Linked DNA regions of Homo sapiens: region 2 is linked to region 1. The links are chromatin contacts, found by Hi-C in ENCODE. All regions are on one chromosome and are shown on one strand. The core of a region is the stretch at or near the end of the contact, and the rest is flanking DNA. Distances in the headings are between cores, read along the strand shown. Region 1 overlaps LOC105372146 (a long non-coding RNA gene). Region 2 holds the start of GRP (gastrin releasing peptide).

The links. Hi-C counts contacts between places; a loop is a spot of excess contacts on that map. Pooled maps may share reads with other maps.
Region 2: a loop to region 1 is called in a pooled map, with 8 times the contacts of the local background. The contact joins the promoter of GRP here to the enhancer-like site in region 1. A Hi-C loop is called at or near these places in 2 of 37 single-sample maps with no recorded cell type and 2 of 50 pooled maps.

Annotation. Positions count from the first base shown.
Region 1 is chr18:58,767,131-58,770,226 of GRCh38, forward strand. The region is part of intron 1 of LOC105372146 (a long non-coding RNA gene); the gene reads right to left. Among named protein-coding and RNA genes, the nearest start is that of LINC01926, 45 kb to the right of the region's middle. RefSeq lists a silencer at 1,412-1,561 and an enhancer at 1,642-1,791. Within about 2 kb of position 1,466, at least 6 of the 41 ENCODE cell types and tissues checked have a DNase peak (open chromatin) inside an H3K27ac peak, as active enhancers do.
Region 2 is chr18:59,218,542-59,221,612 of GRCh38, forward strand. GRP (gastrin releasing peptide) reads left to right here and starts at 1,617. Exons shown (of 3, transcript NM_002091.5): 1 at 1,617-1,863. The coding sequence starts at 1,725. RefSeq lists an enhancer at 837-1,451.

The DNA.
Region 1 (3,096 bases), core at 216-2,715:
GATCGAGGAACTGATCTGAGGTTGCTGGATAGGTTGCTCAAATGGCTATTCAAGTCATCAGATGAACAGGAGAAGTTGAAGTCAAAGGGAAGACGTTGCAGTGAGTACAGTGGCACGTGCCTGTAGTCCCAGCTACTAGGGAGGCTGAGGCAGGAGGATCCCTTGAGGCCAGGAGTTCGAGGCTGCAGTGAGCCATGACCACTCCTGTGAACAGCCACTGCACTCCAGCCTGGGCAACATACTGAGATACCCCACATTTTCAGTGAATAATCTTGACTAACACTTATAAAGTGCCTACTATGTGCCAGATACTATTCTAAGTGCTTTGCATATATTTATATATTCTATATACAAATAATATTAACAACAACCCTATGAAGCATATTACTGTTATCATCCCCAGTTTATAGATGAAAAATTGAGGCAAGAGAGGAAACTCTGGGGCTTGGCGAGGTGGCTCACGCCTGTAATCCCAGCACTGTGAGAGGCCAAGACAGGCAGATCATCTGAGGTCAAGAGTTCAAGACCAGTCTGGCCAACATGGTGAAACCCCATCTCTACTAAAAATACAAAAAAATTAGCCAGGCGTGGTAGTGTGCAGCTGTAATCCCAGCTACTTGGGAGGCTGAGGCAGGAGAACTGCTTGAACCTGGGAGGCGGAGGTTACAACCAGCAGAGATCGCACCACTGTACTCCAGCCTGGGCGACAGAGCAAGACTCCATCTTAAAAAAAAAAAAAAAGAGAGAGAGAGAGAGAGAGGAAACTCGGCCAAGGTCAGACAGCTAGCAAATAGTAGAGCTGGGAAAGGACTCCGGCTGTGTGGCTCCAGAGCGCAAGGCCTCTGGTCTCGACAGGAAGATGACAGACATAAGAGACCATAATGCTGGGGGTTAAAAGGTGGAAGAGAAGCAGGAACCAGATCTGAAGTCCTTTGTATTTCATGCTGAGTTTTGTAATGACCCTCTTGGCAATTGGCAGACTTTGAAGGAGGTCAGGCCAGGGCATGACAGAATCAGATTAATGTTCTGGAAAGATCTGTCTGGCTGCAGAGTCAGACGGGAATGAATGGTCTGGAGGCGGGAGGGCCCTTCAGAGCCTCTTGCAACAAAGAGGGACTGATAGTGGGCAGGCGCCTACACCTCTGCTTTGGAAAGGAAATGGGGCAGGTGGCAATGTCGGAAAAGGAGCCCAGGACGGCACAGCCTGCAGGAGCCGCAGCCGCCCCATGGGGACAGTTCGAGCTCACCCGGTCCCTAGGCAAGAGAGCACAGTCCTGGCCACCTAGCCCAGAGGGCATGATGGGCCCAGCGAGAAACCCTGGGGCCCCCGCGCGGGGACTGCTCGAAGTCCGCCCGGGGGCCTTGGGAGCTGGGTGCACCCCTTAGAGGAGCCCGGCTTCGTGGGCCCCAGCCTGGCCTTGGGTCTCCCTTCGCCTTCTGAGCTCGGGGCCGGCCGGGAGCTGGGTACCCAGCAGAGGGCAGCACAGGCTTGCGTTCGTCCCGGTCTGAGCGCCGTCTGCACCTGCCCGGGGCCCTGCAGCTGCGCAGCGCACGGAGCAGTGGTGCGCTCTCACCCACCCGCGAGCTCCCACGCACATCCAGGTCCTCCCCGTCCAGCTCGTGGCTCAATACAATACCTAGAAGGCCTGGGGGCCCTCAGGAAGACCGAGGGACAGCAGCCAGCGCGGCTGGGATGACAGCCAGACTCGGGCATGCATCAACAGGCCAGGACAAGTGGCCGGCTCCCTCCTCTCCCATGCCCATGCCTGTGATGCTGCCAAAGGGCAGAGAAATATCAAAAAGCTCCACCGAATCTCCTGGGAGGGAGGCCCCTGCCTTGAGAACAGTCAACCAGATACCCATCTGGGGCCCCTGGGGCAGGGGGCAGGGCACGGAAGCAAAAGCGTTTAGATTCTAGCGGAGTTTTGAAAACTACCCACCCAGCAGGGAAAAACAAAAAGGACTGAAATCCTGGCAGGGAGCTTCCCTGACTCTGGCCTCTCCAAACTGGATGTCAAATCATGAATAGAGGTCCCTAGGTCCCTCCTACTCTAGTTTTTTGTTTTTATAATTGCGGCTTTTTTAACTATTATTTTTAATTCTTGTAAAACATAACATTTGCCATGTTAACCATTTTTAAGTATACAGTTCTATTTTGCATTGTTCCCACTCTCGATTTTTACTGGGATTTCTCACGTACAGAATGAGACACTGAGAAACACTATAAGGAAAAGACAGACCTGGAGACTGAGGAAAGTACATTGGGAATTCTAAGGTGGGCGTGAGAGGTTTTGCAGCCGCTGTGCCTTACGAACTTTCCAGGGCACCTCTGTCCTGAGGGCTTCCACTCTGTACATCCGTCATGCCACCCTCCACGCCCTCCCCATACACAGCCCAGACAGAACCCATGGCTCATCTGGGAGTGGTCAGTGAGCACCCCAAAGGGATCCCTGCCCATATTCAGAAACGGGAACAAGGCTATTTGAAAACTTTGCAATGTTATGGCAGAAATAATCTTTGCAGGATGTAAATGAAAAGTTCCAAGCAATTACGACAAATTTTTGAGCAATTAATGCACTGGGTCTTTAGCCTTCAATGAGCTGGAAAGCTGAGCAAGACAGAACTTGAACCCCTAATAATTATAACAGCTAATACTTACAGAGCGCTATGAGCCTGGCACAGTGCTAACCATTTTACTCATTCAGGTCTTTGCAGTGGAAATGCTGCTATTATCCCTGTTTTACAGAGGAGAAAATCAAAGCCCTGAGGGCTAGCTGGCTTGCTCAAGGTCACAGGGGAAGTAAATGGTGGGGCCTGGATTTGGACCCAGGCAGACTGGCTCCAATAACATGGCTTATGATGGCACCCTTGCCTGATGCTGTGCTGGGAGCTGTATAGACTGAGCCAGTTCCCACTCTGGGAGGCTCAGAAGCTTGTGGAAGGGTGAGTCTGCTAATTTTTTTCTTGGTTTTGGTTTGAGATGGGGTCTCACACTGTCACCCAGGCTGGAGCACAGTGGTGCAATCATGGCTCACTGCAGCCTCAAACTCCCAGGGTCAAGCCATCCTCCCACCTCAGCCTCCAGAGTAGCTGGGA
Region 2 (3,071 bases), core at 367-2,866, 450 kb after region 1:
AATCCCAGCACTTTGGGAGGCCACGGCTCACTTGAGGTCAGAAGTTCAAGACCAGCCTGGCCAACATGGTGAAAACTCATCTCTACTAAAAATACAAAATTAGCCAGACGTGGTGGTGCATGCCTGTGATGTCAGCTACTCCACAGGCGGAGACAGGAGAATCACTTGAGCCGGGAAGGCAGAGGTTGCAGTGAGCCCAGATTACGCCATTGCACTCCAGTCTGGGTGACAGAGCAAGACTCTGTCTCAAAAAAAAAAAAAAAAAAAAAAGAAGAAGAAGAATGTATTGAATCAGCAGATACTCAGACACAAGTGTATGTTTTCAACTTTATCAATATCAATATATCAATATCAACACCATGTTGACATGGAACACTAAAGACCCAACAGGGAGGCAATTAACAAGCATTTGAGGAGGAATAGACCTCACCTATTCCAACCACACGGCCAACTCTGGCAGCCAAAACGTGGGCAACAGCATCCTACCAGCTTCTATTTATTGTTGCATTGCTATGGTGCTGATCCCCTTTGTATCCATGGTATTTAGAACCTCGGGGATTGGGCTGGTGACCATTCTTTAGATCTGAGAACAGAAGGAGCAGAGGAACGTTGAGCAACTCTAGAGGGGTGTGTATGTGGCAGTTTAGGGACAGTTTGAGCTTTCAGGTAGAGGCAGCCTAGGGAAACTGGCATAAAGCAGTTTCTTTCTCTATTCCATGGAAGTTGCATGCTTGTGAAAAGGGCCAGCTATCTTCTGTCTTGCCATACAAGTGGGCAGAGCTGCCTGGGAATACCAGGTGGGTTAAGGATACTGCCCTTAACCTTAAGGTGGAGGGCAGCAGAGGGGGAGAGAGAGACAGAGAGAGAGAGAGATTGGGGAGGAGGGGAGAGAGAGAGGGATGGGAAGGGGAGGAGAAGAGAGAAGGGGAGTGGAGGGGAGGGGAGGGTATGGGAGTGGAGAGGAGGGGAAGGGAGGGGAGAGGAGGGGAGAGGAGGGGAAGGGAGGGGAGAGGAGGGGAGAGGAGGGGAGAGGAGGGGAGGAGATCTGCAAGAAAGAGGCAAGGTCCAGAAAAAGAGAGAGAGATCTGCAAGGAGGCAAGGTTCCAAAATCTATGGGCTGGGACAGCAAAGATGTGGCCTACGAAGAGAAAGGTCTGGAGAATCAGAAGGCCTTCAAATGGTGGTTCCAAATCCCTCCAGCAAAGCCCATCCATCTTTAGAGCTCACCCGTCTCCAGCTACACCCCCCACCCCTCCCGGCCCAGATCAGGCAGCGGGGTCGCCCTCTCCAGGACTCTCAAGGCAGCTAAGGCTGGAGGCGCCGGCGAGCCTGGAGAGGGAGGAGTTCACTAAATTGTGTTGGATGGAAGGCGTCGAGGACCGGAGGAATTAATCCGATGTGGGGAAGGCGGACGGGGCTACGAGGAAAAAAGAGGGGGCAATGTACACTCAGCCTTTTCATCACTCGGCGGGGAGATGGATGGTTTTCCGGACCGGGCGTCCCAGCGCCCCGGTTAGCTATAGGGAGACGTCAGAGCGCTCTGGTCCGCGATAGAAGAGCCCCCCAGCCCCCCCGCCCGGGCTTCCATATAAAGTAGGGGCCCTAGTGGAGGCCGCAGCAGTAGCACCAGCGGCTGCGGCGGCGGAGCTCCTCCGAGGTCCGGGTCACCAGTCTCTGCTCTTCCCAGCCTCTCCGGCGCGCTCCAAGGGCTTCCCGTCGGGACCATGCGCGGCCGTGAGCTCCCGCTGGTCCTGCTGGCGCTGGTCCTCTGCCTGGCGCCCCGGGGGCGAGCGGTCCCGCTGCCTGCGGGCGGAGGGACCGTGCTGACCAAGATGTACCCGCGCGGCAACCACTGGGCGGTGGGTGAGTGTCCTGGCCGCGGGAGCCGCGCGCTTGTCCTCCTCTGGATCAGCCAGCCGGAGGGGACCTGTCTCCCCATTTCTTTGCGTTTCCCTGGCCCAGCTTTGGGAGCTGGGTTTGTTGTGACCTTTCTATCGGCAAACACCTTCCCCGTTCTCCTAAAACTCCACCCCACCTTTCCCCATTCTAGGGAGCCCATGAGTCCCTAGTCAGCCGCAGGCTGGTCCGCTGATCCTTTCCCGCTCGCTTCCAGCCTGTCTTCCCCAGGGCACCCGAGCTCCCAACAGCCAACCCCGGTGCAGATCACCTTCCCTCTGCGCCCATCCTACATCTCCTTTTGTCCGCCTAGTCTCAACCTGTCTGGCACGGTACTCTCCTAGAATAATCTTGGGGAGCGTTGTCCCTTGAAAGCATCTCAGAACCCTGGTCCAGCTCGGTGGCCTCAACAGCGACTGGCATGGGCTGAAATCTAAGCTGCGCCTATGCTCCCCGCAAAGCCACAGGTGTGGGGACCTAGGGTGCAGCGCTCCCGCCCCGGGTTTCACATCTGTTCAGTGCGCAGTGCCCTGAATCCCGCCTGTCTGTGACTCTCTGGAGTTTCCTCAGTCCTTCTCTTCGCTTTGCAGCGATATTCTTTTCCCTGCCCTTTTGCCCTCCCTCTTTCCAGCCAGCAGGCTCTGAGCTTGGGGAATCTCGCCTGCTCTCCAAGCTCATCCCGATCTCTCTGCCCCTCTGAGCTCCGCTCTTTCTCCGCCCTTCTTGACCCACGACTTCGCCCTTTCCCCTCGCTCCTTTCCCATTCCCTCTGCAACAGGTCCTGCTCTCTAGGCACCGGCTTGGAGGCTCCCTCGCCATGGCCCCTAGAACCCAGGCGGAGAGGACGGCCGCGCTGCGGGTGCGGAGGGCGCCTGCGGGTGGGGTCAGGATTCCGCCCTGCGCGCACTCGCTGCTTTCGCTCAGCTGGGAGGCAGGAAGCGCCTGGCAGCCTCGGCTCACCCAGCATCACCCCAGGGCTCTCGGCGTCGCCGAGCATAGCTTCCAGCAAACGCAGAGCGTCCAACTTCCTCACTCCCCCACCTACCCGCCCCACAAAAGCCAACTACAACAACCCCAACCAGCTTCTTGGGAAGCTGGTTAATCCCTGAAGAGATTTAAGAGTGTGTATGTGTGTGTGTCTCTGTGTGTGTGTGTCTCTGTGTGTGTGTGTGTGT